2 separate regions of the Homo sapiens genome follow, and region 2 is linked to region 1. A link is an interaction called in ENCODE POLR2A ChIA-PET data of the cell type or tissue named here. Cell type or tissue: GM12878. All regions are shown on one strand. Each heading gives the region's core, and the rest is flanking DNA. Links, peaks and the distances in the headings are about the cores only.

Region 1 (8,378 bases), core at 1,377-6,376:
TACTGTGTTGGGTTGAATGCTTCTGTTCTAATTTCTAATGAACTTTACCACCAGACTACTTGATCATGACTAAGCCCAGGAACAATGCAAATGGAATTGCCCCCTGATGGGGAGGAATGGGCCCAGATGGCCCTTAAAAGGTGATAATTAGGAAATATAGCATATCTGAGTAGCTAGAAAGAGAGAAACTTGTTAAAGACAGTCAATCTGTTTGAAGCAACGGTCTTTCCCTTAATTATATGCATTTTCATTTAGAGTTGCTTTAAAGTAAAATTTTTCCCAGGAAAAATTTTTATTAGTAGTGAAAACCTAGAAACCACACACATTTTTTGCTACTCTGTTTCAGATTATTGAAAATTCCTTCCTTCATACATTTTTTTTTGGTTTCCAGATCTGTGTAACAGACTCGCTGTGTGTGTTTTAGGGGCCGTTTTAGGTTATTTTAGCTCTTATGCTAAAACAGTGGGGGAGCGATTAAAAGTGAGAAAAATATTAGTATATATTTGTAAACTGAGCTTTTAAAATTAAAATAGTTGCAGGATATTACAGTCTGTGATTTCATATACTTTGTAAGATTGCCTTAAATGTATTGCCTTCTTGGCAGCATAATGCCAGATTTTTCTCCAATATGTCATTAAAATAATTTTACATATAACAAGTTGAACTTTTTAAAGACTTATATTTTAATCTGAATTAGCATATTTACTAATTATATTACTTATTTGGCTTTTCTTTAGTCCGATTCTTTTTTTTTTTTTAGTGTACAAACTTGGCATTACTCTTTAAGAATAACAAGTGAACTGGAAATGAGAGGGTGGTGACATGAAGAGAGAGAGAAGAAATACATTCCTTATATCTCTTCCAGCTCCTGCATGGAATGGAGGATCTGACAGTGGCCGTTCCTGGGTATTAAAGCCAGTGCAAAAGATAGAGCGTCCAAAAGGCAACTTCTTCCTTATTTGTGAAGTCAGAAAGTAAAATTTACATTGAAGTGCTAAGCTACATTATTCTGAATATTTTGGCAGTCATATTTGGGCAGATGAGTTGCTTTCCTGAAATTACTCAGCACCGTCATTCATCCTGACAAAAGCTAGTGGTACAGATGCACCTTTGGGACTGAGGCCAAGGTGAAACCTGCGTTTTCCAGGTCTGCCCACTCAGTTTTGGAAGGACTCTCAATAAAACCGGCCTCACACCCCAAGCATCACCCCTCCTGTCCTTAGTAAGTACACTCTGGCTGGAATCTAGGGTCCCAGCATCTAGCCCTTGGGACTTCACATAAATTCATCAAGTATCTTCCTCCACTCAAAAATCTCTTACAGAATCTTTGACATTTTAAGCTTCATTACTGCAAAGTGGATATAGTTCATTCTCAGCTTCAGGATTCCAGAAGCATACATACCAGGTCAGAATGGAGAGGCATCACGCTTTCCTTCAGCAAGCTTCAGGGGAGACAGGATTTAGGGTGGGCTACACATATACCAGTTGTAGGATGTTTTGAACTATATTCTTGCAATCACAGACAGGTTGTCCCAGAGAAAATAATCTGGCTCTAACTTCTCTTGTTATCAGTGAAAAGCAAAAATTACTTAGTGCAGGTATGCTTAAAGGAAGAAAAAGGCAAGAGAAAAGTGAGAGGTAAAAATTATTACCATTTTAATTCCATGATTCTCAGCAATGAAGGAGCATGATTGAAATCCCATGTGCCCAGTCATATCTGTAAATGAGAGTATGATTTTTGAAGACTGTATTCAATTGTTTCAACTTGAGCAATTGCAAGTAAGACTTAGGACTGTGTTTACCAGTTACTGTTATTTACTATTACTTTCTAAATGTGACCTGACTTGAAACCTTTATAGATGCAATTTTTATCCATCACAGAACAAGCTCTAAAGAGGAGAGCAGCTTCAACTTTTTCAAGTATTTTTTTTAAAAGGATTTAACTTTGACCAACACCAAACTTGCATCTTGTTAAGGTAACTAATAACTGACTGCTATAACAATATTTAGAATTTTGTTTAACAGCAACTGTCAAAAAAACAAGTTAAAATAGCCCAGGAGATGGATGGCGATTAACTCTGCGTTCTTTTTAGACTGTGTTATTAATTAGCTCTCTAGACTCAAATAGGTTACATCCTCTGAGCAGTAAATTGCATGCCATTTGCAAGCTCTGTGGATGAAATTTACATGTGGCCTAAATGCTATCCACATTGTTTTGTTAAGTAGCATTTTATCTCTCTGGACTGGTCCCTTGCCTCCTCCCCCAGCCCCAGTGGAAAGTTTTATTCACTTTTCTTGCGGGAAGGGAAAGTCGCATGTAGTTTGGTCATTTGGCGCCATCTTCTTTTTTATTGTTAAATCCACTAAAGGCAGTCATGCCTGGCAGTACCAGGCGGGCTCCTTCCGGGGTTCTGGTCGGCTAAGCATTCAGAGTTCTTTGCTTTTTATTTACTAGAAATGTTTTCAGCTTCTGTCTTTGCTTTAAGATCTGATTAAAAGGAACCTTAAAAAAGGAACATAGATTTTGGTGTATGTTTTTCCTCTCTACTTCTCTTCCCTGTGCCCCCCAAACCCAATCACCAACTTCCCCCATCCCCAGCAAACACGGGCTTTTTTGTGTATTTATTTAAAAGCATTTTAGGAAGCACCGTAATACCGCACAGCTTGGAGGTTAAGATAGAATTGGATGTTTCCCTCACCATCAGTTGATGGAATCATCAGTGTTCCGGTTCTATTTATCTTCATGATTTGAGAATGTTTCTGAACAGCTGCCCTTCCGAGGATGCTGGTATTTAGACAGACCTTCCTGTCATTTATCTGACTCACAGGCACAACTCTTTTGAAAGAATTAATATCAAACTTACATATGAAAATCTACCATTTAGAAATGGATTCTTTTTCAGTACCTACTTTTCAATTCAACCGGGGAGATCCCATCTATTTTAAAAAATCATTAATCACATACTTCTGACATTTTCCCTTTCAGTTTCCTCAGGGGGAAAAAAGTTATTTGAATAACAAACAAACAAACAAAAACCCCTCATCGCAAATAGCTGTCAGCCTCCTATGTGAACAAAAGCGCTCTCTCACACTGAGACCTACCGTGTTTTGTTTAGTTAGAGGCAGCAGGGTGGTAGGGACACTATGCAGAAAGGCTTGGGTTAATGAGCACTTTCTGGATTGAGTGTCTCTCCTGATTAACCCTTGGATTACTTGCTTTGAGTTGCTAACCCTCTCTCACTGCCCACTCAAGAATTTCCCACATGGTAGCCTCATCCATAGATGCCCTTCCCTAGATGCACTGATGGTAGACAGCATAAAAATGTGTAAGCACTGTAGCTTTCCAATGAACTGAAACAAAAAGCTTAAGCATTACTTTTTATTTCCTTGATCTAAAGAACATGTTTTGGGGGATATTTTCTTAATCAATATCTAAGTTATCTAGAGTTATAAATACTATAAATAAATTAGTTACAAACTAATTTTTAGACACAAGTCTTTTGTTCAAACCAACTCTTACATAGAAACTCTAAAAATTTGGGGGGGAAGGGGACAGTTGGGGATCAGAATCACTCCCCATTATCTCTCTGTTGGTGCTCCCCAAAGGATCTTCAGGGAACGACGTTTAAAAACCATTTTGTATCATGAAATGGGACCCGAAAGACATTCTTTCTAGTGACTTTGTGTTAGATTGAGTCATATGAAATTGCCACTGTGTGACCCATTTTGACCTAAAAAAAAAACCAAAAAACAAAAAACAAAAAACCAGCACTAGGGTACCAGAGTATTTTTAGTGTAATCACTGTACGTGATAAGAAAATGGAGAAATGAGAAAGCTTGAAACTTAGACTATAAGCTCCTCATAAGCTAATAGCGACTTCCTCCCTTCTTCCGCAGTCACCTGGCAAGTCCCTTCTATGTGCTGCTGGTTCTAGGGATACAGAGATAAAAGGCGTAGTCACTGCCTCCAAATCATCACAGTGCAAAGGACAAATAAATACAGAAGGACCCATGGGATGAAGAAACAGCCCAGGGTGGTGGGAACACAGAGCGAGAGTTTCTAGGATCTTGAAAGCCATGTTGCACGGAGCTCCCGGTCCCTGAGTTTTCAGACTGATCTTTCTGTGGACTGTGCCTAAGTAATAACAGTTTCAGAACGTAGAAACTCAGTGTACATCCTTCATAGCCAGGATGGATATGATAGCCTGGAAGTGAACAGTAAATCCAGTGATTTGTTTTCTTCACTCATTCTTTCATTTTAAGAAAGTGCTTAGAATCCACAAGTTGTGCTTAATGCCAGCAGACGCATTACATATGCCAGCCCTGCCCCTTAGTCACAATTACTCCCCACACTGACCTCCCATTGCATTTAAAAATTGTCGCTTTATTGAGACATAGTTCAGCTCTCATAAAGTTCACATTTGTTTTTTTTGTTTTTTTTTTTTTGTTTGTTTTTTTGAGACAGTCTTGCTCAGTCACCCAGGCTGGAGTGCAGTGGCATGATCTCGGCTCACTGCAAGCTCCGCCTCCCGGGTTCACGCCATTCCCCGGCCTCAGCCTCCCTAGTAGCTGAGACTACAGGCACCCGCCATCACGCCCGGTTAATTTTTTTGAACTTTTAGTAGAGACGGGGTTTCACCATGTTAGCCAGGATGGTCTTGATCTCCTGACCTTATGATCCACCCGCCTCACCCTCCCAAAGTGCTGGGATTACAGGTGTGAGCTACCGCCTCCAGCCATAAAGTTCACATTTTTAAAGGACACACGTCAGTGGTTTTCAGTCTCTTCACAAAGTTGTGTAATGATCATCACTATCTAATTCTAGAACATTTTCCTTACCCTAAAAGAAACCCCATACCCATTGGGGTTCACTCCCTATGCACCCCTCTTCCTTTCTCCTGACAACCACTAATCTACTTTCTAAATCTATAGATTTGTCTGTTCGGGACATTTCCTATAAATGGGACTATATAAATATGCCCTTTTATCTCTGGCTTCCTTCACTCTGCATAATGTTTTCAAGGTTTGTCCATGTTGTAGCATGCATTAGTACTTCATTCCTTTTTCTGGCCCAGTAATGTTCAATTGTAGGAATATACCCCATTATCCATTCCAATGATGGATATTTTTTGGGGGATATCCACTTTATGGCCATTATAATTTCACTATGAACATTTGTGTACAAGTTTTTGGTTGGACATACGTTTTCATTTTTGTTGGGTATATAGCTAGGAGTGGAATTGCTGGGTCTTATGGTAACTATGTTTAACATTTTGAGGAACTGGGATGTATAGCGTTTTGTGCCTGTGTTATGAAACTAATTATGAAGCATCTTATATTCATTATCATTAGATCTGTCTCCTCCATTAGGTTTTAAGTTTCTTGAGACAGGGATTATCCTTCTTCATCTTTGTATCCCCCACAGTCCAGCACTCACCAAGGCACAAAGTAGGTTCTTAGGAAACTGGTCAGAATAAAACTGACCAATGCAACATCCTCCTTCCCTTAAAATCACCAGCATACCTGGGAACACAGGCTTTCTCTTTCTCTCTTCCCTGTAGCAAGTGACAGCTTATCAGGAATGGAGGCAGCTCGGTATTATCCATCAAGCCTTCCAGCTGGGTGCACACCCTCCTTATCTGCTGTGGGACCTTCACCAGCATCCTGGGATTTCCTCAGGCTGCCTCATCCCCACAACGGCAGTGATGTGACCCACTCTGGTTTATGCAGATACGTTAAGAGAGATTATTTTAAGTACCACTGAAACCCAAGCAGAGGCAAGGCTGGTGGAAACCCCAGTATTTGGGGGCACACTCCCTGTTTGACATGGTTCAGGAATGACTCATACATCTACTTTAAGGGGGATTTGGACAAGGAGGCACTAAGATACCTATCCAGGCTTTGACTTGGGAGCATTGTGCAGGAGGTTTAAGAAAGATTATTTTAAGACTATCTCAGAAGGCTGGAGCAGCATCTTTCTGATTTCTTCTGCTACCTTTCACTCGGAGCCTGTGATTTCTAACATGTATTTCAGGTTGGATTTAAGAGAGAGCTGGCCCCTACTGAATTGGCCACCTTTGATGTTACAGTACTGAGGAGGGGAGGGACAGATGGAACAAAAGTCGTAATTGCCCAAATTTACAATAGGTTCCCAGCAGCAGCTCGCACAAAAGAAATGTTAATGCAATAAACTGTAAATGGAAGGAAGCTAAGCAGGATTTATGGCTGGCGCAAACCTCCATCAAGGCACTGGAACCTCTTTCCTTCATCTGTGAGGCATTTCAGTGGTCACAGTAGAATTGGGCTCATTTGAAAATCAGTGGCTGCTCTGTGTCTTCCCTCCCTTGTGTGTCCTGCACCCCCTACACAAACCAATTCCTGTAAAAACCTGGGGAATCTGATAGAACAATTGGAGAAAAACATCAGTCATTGAGGGTCAAGACTGCAAACCCGGCAGAGCCAAGAGTGCACACACATTTGCTGTGCACATGTATGTGTTACAGCTGCAACCAAAGCGTGCGTTTTCCTTCCCCAAGTCTGTGTTGGGGACTTCCGCAGACACAGCAGATGGCCAGAGTGTTTCCACGTTTCAGCCTCGAAGTGAGAGGGCAGCATGTCATTCACCAGCCTGGCACTTACCCATCCATCAGGGCCACCTCTATAAATGGCTGTTTTTCACATTTGGTTCCAGCAGGTTCCATCTCCATTCCGGCTCACACATACCTTTACCTGTGTTGTATCATGTGGGGTGCTCCTTGTCTCCTTGTCCAGATTGCTGGCCCGCTTGCTTCATTAATTAACCGAGGAGCACGTCTAAATGGAAAATTGCTTTCTGAGATCTGTGTGTCCTGGCTCCATGCTGTGAGGGGCTCCCTGTAATTAAACACGTTTTAAGAGTTGCTGTCTTGCGCATGTGCCCTGGACATCGGTGCTTTCCCCACTGGCTGGGTAGTTCTGTTTCAGACCTTAGACCTAAATGATAATAACAGTTACAAGGAAACTTGCATATCAGTTGATTAAGTGTGGGGAATTTTTTTCCTTTTGAAAGTTGGGGGAAAGAACTCCTCAGTGGGGAAGTGATTTTTCTGCCCTGTAGGGATGGGAAAATGGTTAATCATCATGGGGGCCTCAACAGACCTCAGCATGTTCGCGAAGTCCTTGGCCTCAGGTTCCTCATCCATCCCACCGCGAGAGCGATACGGCTTGGGTAAGCCGCGAATCCCCTCACTGGGCTCCAATTATTCCAGAATTCTAACTTTAAAAATAAAATATTCATATTTAAAAGTTCCTGCTACCGTTTCAAAGAAGCTTCCCAAGAAGCTCTTCAGAGCTGGGGCATGGAGGAACCTGTCACTGGGTCCCTTTCTGCTGGGGGATCAGTTCCTTTTATAAGTAGGAAAAGATTTCTCCATACCCCTTGCAAAGTTCATGGCTGACACCCCTATAACAAAAGACAGGTTAACAAGAGCAAAGCACACAAATATATTTAATACAAGTTTTATGTGACACAGGAGGCTTCTGAAATGAAGCCTCAAAGACCCAGGGAAAACCGCGTTTTTATGGACAGTCAAGCAGAAATATGATGAGAGAACAAAAGGGTTTGATGTAGCGTAATAAACTTAGCAAGCCCGTTCAGATTCTTCTTGGTGTTCCTGTGTGACATTTTTTTTTTCCTTTTTGTTTTGAGACGGAGTCTCCCTCTGTCGCCCAGGCTGGAGTGCAGTGGCGTGATCTTGGCTCACTGCAACCTCCGCCTCCCGAGTTCAAGAGATTCTCCTGCCTCAGCCTCCCAAGTAGCTGGGATTGCAGGTACGCACCACCACACCTGGCTAATTTTTGTATTTTTAGTAGAGAGAGATTTCACCATGTTGGCCAGGCTGGTCTCGAACTCCTGACCTTAGATGATCCCCTGCCTTGGCCTCCCAAAGTGCTGGGATTACAGGAATGAGCCACCGTCCCCAGTGTGACATTTCTTTTCTCTGGGTACAGGGCAGGACACCTGTCACATGAGGGTCTTCAGGGGAGGAGGGAGAAGGTCAGAGGGTGACCTTCCTACTTCTGCAGTTTTCTCGATTTCTTTCAGTTTACAGTACTCAGTAGGACAAGGTGCATATTTGGGGATATCGTGTTCTGAGCCCCAACAGTAACAAAGAACAAAGAAAGCCTTTAGGCAGTTTTTGCTGAGACTCTCAAATAGGAATTTAGAGTGATGGTCCTTGAGTCAGAGAGGCCACTAGAGAAAGTTTGACTTTCCATGTAGAATAGCAAGCTCTCCTCTGGCAAGTCTTTTCCAGACAAGGCTCTATAATTTTTTGCTAATAAATGTGTGGACAAAGTTATGGGATGTATAGAAGTCTGACACCAAAACCATGTCAGAG
Region 2 (5,337 bases), core at 296-5,295, 920 kb after region 1:
AAAACTTCCATTCCTCATTCGATTATTTGCCCTATTCAAAACATAAAAATACAAATAAATATTTCCTTACAAAGTTCACAGTATGTTGTTTTAAAAAAAAGAGATAAAAAAACTTAATTTGCTTTGTCATTAAATAAAAATGCTAATATATAGACATGTTCAATATTTATACAAATTGTAGGGGCCAGTGTATCCTTTCTTGGTCATAATTGAAGTTTAATAGTGCTAGTCCATACACGACAAGGCTCAGATCCCAAATGTAAGCTCAATTCTACTAAAAGTTGCTCAAGATAATTTTTTCTCTTTTTCTGTTTAATTAAAAAAGACATTTTTGGAATTTTAGAATTACATTTGAGTTGTCTGAAAAAATACAATTTCAATGAAAAATCATATCACGCATTCAAGAGTATATTGCTGGTGCTATAATCTTTTTGCATGTCTTTGTTTTCATAGAAAAAAATCAGTAAAATAACATGTCTAAGACTTTTAAATGGTTAAATGTAACCACATACTATTAATGATATGCCTCATGCACACACACACTCAAACTCAAAACATGAAGGAAACAGGATCAGACAGCTTTCTTTTGCATTAGTTCTAGCTTTCTTCTCAGCAGACCGTAATTCTCCTTAGTTCCTGATGCCGTGGGGTCAAGCTGCAAGGAGATTTCATAGTGTTTCTTGGCCAAGTCTAGATGTCCCCAACGATGATAAAGCACAGCTGAAATAGCAGGAGATAAATTTCACTGGGAATGCTTCTGAGTAACGTGCCGTATTCCTACCCTCTTGGACAAAGAAATATTACAGATCCTATGCAAACAGTTTTCAAAAGTCAATTGTATGAAACAATATTGTTTGTACTGAAAACTCTATTTATTGTAATCACACTCCCTGATGATTATCCATTTACTGCCAGTTACTCCTAGGGCTCTTCATAGCACTAGATAAGATACATCTGCCTATAGTAACATTATTACATAAAGAAGCAAAAAGAAGAGTACATGCAATGTCTTAGTGCTGCCATGAAATTTCCAGGAAGCAAGGCTGGGTATGGGAGGTGGGGGTGATGGATGCTAGGCACTGCCCAGAGCCCTGACTATGCAGAAGTTCAGCTGTTTATTTTAAATATTTCCTTACACCATTTGGGGAAGTAATAGCTTGTTTGGGTCCATTTAGAAAAAAGGCCTCTGATATCAAGAGCTGACCCTAAAATGATAGTTACAGTAAACCTAATCATTAGGATGATTAGCCTCTGATCATGACAGTGATTTTGTTAGTAAAATTAACTTTCTATATGGGCAGAAGAGCATCTGTGGACGCTTTTTGGCTTTTGTGAAGAGAAGCTTCAGAGTTGGTAGAGAACAGCTTTGGTGAAAAAACATTTCTGTGAGCATTCTAAACATCAACAATGCTATGCTCTAAACATCTTAACTATGGAGACATACAAATGCAAGAAATGAATTCTAGGGAATAAATGATTATAAATGCATTTTAGCCAAGGCATAAGAGGATATAAAGCAGAAGACCAGGCTGGAAGGGGAAGGTCTACTCTGTAAGAAGGAAGGAAAAGGAGGTAAGTTCAATGGCAAGCTTCCAAAGTACCTACGATTAATTTACTAGGAGAACTCTTCGCAACCATAGCCTCATTCTCTTGATCCAATCTCACCCTTCTCAGCTTAACACAAAGAAGGACAATCTGAGTTTCATCATGAGAAGGTAATAGAGTGGGCAAACTTTGGGGCTGTTCTGGTCATGCAATTGAGATTTGTAAGTGTGGCTATCACTTTGCTATCTTTTTAATGCAATAACAGAACCACATTTTAAAGCCAGGCTAGCTTTGAAAAAACTACTCTCCCAACATTAATTTTATAGACATGCACCCACTTCATTAAAGTAACAAAATTTCAACACGATTCAAGTTGAACATTTTTCTTACCCAAATTACCATGGTAACTTGCAGCATTTGGATTTGCTTTAATTGCCTTGAGGAATAAAGCTTCAGATTCCTAAAAAATGAGAAACATAAAAAGGAAGATATTTATTGTACATGAAGCAAAAGCAGTTCCCAGTTTTATCACCTACGGTTTTCAAACTTTTAACCTCCTCCTTTTGTATCAATGCATTCCTCCAGAAACACTCGGAAGGCCCAGCGGGGCCACGCTCTGCCAAAGAGAGGCTGACAAGGAGCAGTGGGAGGGAGTGGTGGCCGCAGAGAGGGGATGAACATGTTCGTGAGTGCCACCACCTGCCTCCCTGCAGTGGTTGGACTTCTGTAATGTTATGCAAGTCGCCCAGGTCAGGGTGCGTGATGACGACAGGAGGCCCAGGGAACAGGAGAAGGCTGAGCCGTGGAGCATACCCATGCCAATGCCATTTCCAGAGCTCTTGGGGTAGCAGTTGAGGCCCATTTCCTCTCCCCCAAGAACCTACAACACTCTGGGCCGCCCAGAAGCAGCCCCATCCATCTGGAAAGAATGTGCAGAAAAGAGGAAGGAATGGCCACCTGTCAACTACATTGTCACAGTACTGCACATGACCATCACCAAATGCCCCTGATGGGTGTGAATTGATTCTTGCACAGCCTTGCATTTCTTCCAAGTCATACTCACTTCCAACCTGGCCCCTAAAAGGCAGGGCAAAGTGTCTTCCTACCCTGATCACTGCTAAAAACTGATGGCTGGCTGGTCCCTTCTACCATAATGCTGAGAAATAAAGACGCCTAACCTGTTTTTATTGACATGTGCCCTGGGGACGCTGTTCACTCCATCCACCTTCGCATTCCTTAAGGGGAGCATGCTTTCATCAGTATCACATGCTGGGCATGGTGGCTCATGCCTGTAATCCCAACACTTTGGGAAGCCAAGGTGGGCAGATCACTTGAAGTCAGGAGTTCGAGACCAGCCTGGCCAACATGGTGAAAACCCGTCTCTACTAAAAATACAAAAATTAGCCGGGTGTGGTAGTACGTGCCTGTAATCCCAGCTACTTGGGAGGCTGAGGCAGGAGAATTGCTCCAATCCAAGAGGAGGAGGTTGCGGTGAGCCGAGACTGCGCCACTGCACTCCAGCCTGGGCAAGAGAGCAAGACTCTGTCTCAAAAAAAAAAAAAAAATCGGTATCACACATTGAGCTTAACCAAACAAATTTGTTGGTGTGGGGATAGTTTTTGTGCCTTCTACCTGGGTCATACATGAATTTTTTCCAGGTGGGCTTCCCATATCTGTGACTGTGCATTTTATAATGTGCAAGACCACCAGTTCCTTTGCCCTGTATGGCCTGTGGTACCCCTGAGAAATTGGCTGAGAATGTGGGGGACCATCTCCAAAACCATGACCTTTCAGACAGAGCTGGCAGAGAAACATTTATATTTTAGAAATGTCATCCAAGAGGGACTTAAGAAAGACATCAGGACAACATACGGGATGTCAGTTCAAAGTCAGTGTAGTGTCTACATTCCGAGTTTCAGGGGCTGAAACTCCTTCCAAGAGGGTCAAGACTCCGGCCATATCAGGAAGGCTGCAGAAAAAAAGTCAAATGGGTTGTGTAGTTTCGCAGTGGTTTCTGAGTCTCTGGGCTGTTTCTGATGATTTTCAAACATTTCCATTTAAAACCTAAAACTTGAGACATAGGAAGGCCAGGGAACCACATCTACTTAAAAATCCTTCCCAACCTGTAAATGAAGTAGTGTTAACTTGAGAGAAATGGCTTAGGGATAAAAAGTTAGGAGTTTTCTAGTGTTGCTAAATTCATTTATTCATTCAGCTAAGTTCTCAGATGCCTGTGAGGACGAACATCATTCAGGACATTGAGGAGTCAGCAATTTGGGGGACACAGTGGTGCTGAAGACAGGGAAGGGCTCAGATCTGACACCTTGTTAGAGGGCCACTGCTGTCAGCAAGGGCTGGACCCAAACTCTGCAGGGTGAGGAGGAGGCCAGTGTGAAGGAACAGGGATGAGGAATAACAGGCAGAGAGCACTGGGCCAGGGGGACAAAGGAGGAAAAATGAGTCAAGATTTCCAAGCCAGGGCAACAAAAACACGACAGCATGTGGACAAAAGAAGGGGTGTCAGGAGGAAGAGATGGTTTGAGAGGAGGTGTGGGTGGGTCGGCCTGGCTCTATCCAAGTCACGGGGGCAGCCCCTGGGCCTGTACCTGGGCCTGGGAGTGGGGTTGGAGGGGCCTCTTTAGAACGCAGCATCTGTGAGTATTCAAAGCCCATGAAATGTTCATCTATTAAATCAGCCTTCTAATGGCCTCATTCAGGAAAGCAGTGAACTGTTTATAAATTGATCTTCTGTGGAGGTCTCTGGATGACTAAAGACCCAGGCAATGAGCCAATTTAATGCCAATGAACCAATAAACTCACATTTAGAGTTGGGGATATTTTTTTTCTGAACAGAAAGGGGAAAAATAAGGTATTATGTTCTGAAGCATATTAGACAAAATGTATTTAACAAAGGTGTAGGACTGAGAAAGCCTTGCAAATTATGTCTCTAGGTAGGAACAAGCGCTAGTCTGTATGTCTAGGCGAGGAAGCCTGGGTGGGCGGAGGTCATTTCAGCCACAGCAGCCACCCAAGAGTGCTCTGGGGCACAGGGGCCACTGTGCCTCCGCTAGAATAGGAAGGGTAACATGGGAGATCTGATGAGAAGTTGAAACCGTGACTCACACAGGAAGAGAGTTATTCTCTATTCTCCCTCCTTCCTTCTGATTGCATTGGGGCTGAAGTCTGCACTTGGTGGTGGTGTGTGGGCCCCACCCTCTAACATACCGGCCAATCTCTCCTTGAAGCTAAGAGAGCTCAGAGCCTTGGCCAGCAATAGTATCTAGCTGGGATTTAGTATGATTATTTCACTTTCAGTTACCCTGTATTTACAGTAATGATGCGTTGTTTCTCCTTTAAATACATTCATGTTAAAAATCTATTTAAATAAAAATGTCAAGTAAATAAGGTAATACCTAGATGTGGCAAAAAAATATCATAAAGGTGTGACATAAATGTCTGGAGCTTAGGAAACTGACTCTATCAACATAACCTGCACTTAAGCTACAGGGCCATTGGAATTAGCACTACAGAAAAAGAAATCAGCACAGGAAGCCATGATTTAAGCACTGAAAAACATTACTTTTGTATTTTTGCTTTACCACATTAGCTTGAAACTGGAAATTAAATGGCAAGAAGTAATATAAATTTTAATACATTTTAATGATCCCTAGAGATTCACTGAATGATTGAATGCTCACTAAATGTATATATATACACACACACACACACACACACCCATACATATATACATATACATATTAACCATTTGATAGTTGCAAATTAAGTTGTTGT

The links. Peaks named below come from ENCODE experiments on the same cell type or tissue, not always from the same donor. Only the 100,000 strongest peaks of a DNase experiment are listed, where the experiment ranks them.
Region 2: POLR2A ChIA-PET joins it to region 1 with 5 read pairs; 1 of 35 experiments calls an interaction of 5 or more read pairs at or near these places.

What each region holds. Positions count from the first base shown.
Region 1 is chr13:99,687,854-99,696,231 of GRCh38, forward strand. All of the region lies in intron 1 of CLYBL (citramalyl-CoA lyase), which reads left to right. It overlaps CLYBL-AS2 (CLYBL antisense RNA 2), which reads right to left and starts at 3,118. Exons shown (of 2, transcript NR_046526.1): 1 at 2,700-3,118; 2 at 2,245-2,503. It overlaps LOC124903199 (a long non-coding RNA gene), which reads left to right. Exons shown (of 2, transcript XR_007063848.1): 2 at 761-2,516. RefSeq lists a silencer at 2,962-3,256 and an enhancer at 4,297-5,054. In GM12878, for the core only: no CTCF peak of the experiment used is centred there; a DNase peak (open chromatin) is centred at 3,811.
Region 2 is chr13:100,604,423-100,609,759 of GRCh38, forward strand. It overlaps TMTC4 (transmembrane O-mannosyltransferase targeting cadherins 4), which reads right to left. Exons shown (of 19, transcript NM_032813.5): 18 at 1,936-2,005; 19 at 1-720. The coding sequence ends at 572. Among named protein-coding and RNA genes, the nearest start is that of GGACT, 18 kb to the left of the region's middle. In GM12878, for the core only: no CTCF peak of the experiment used is centred there; a DNase peak (open chromatin) is centred at 4,609; H3K27ac peaks cover 1,024 bases.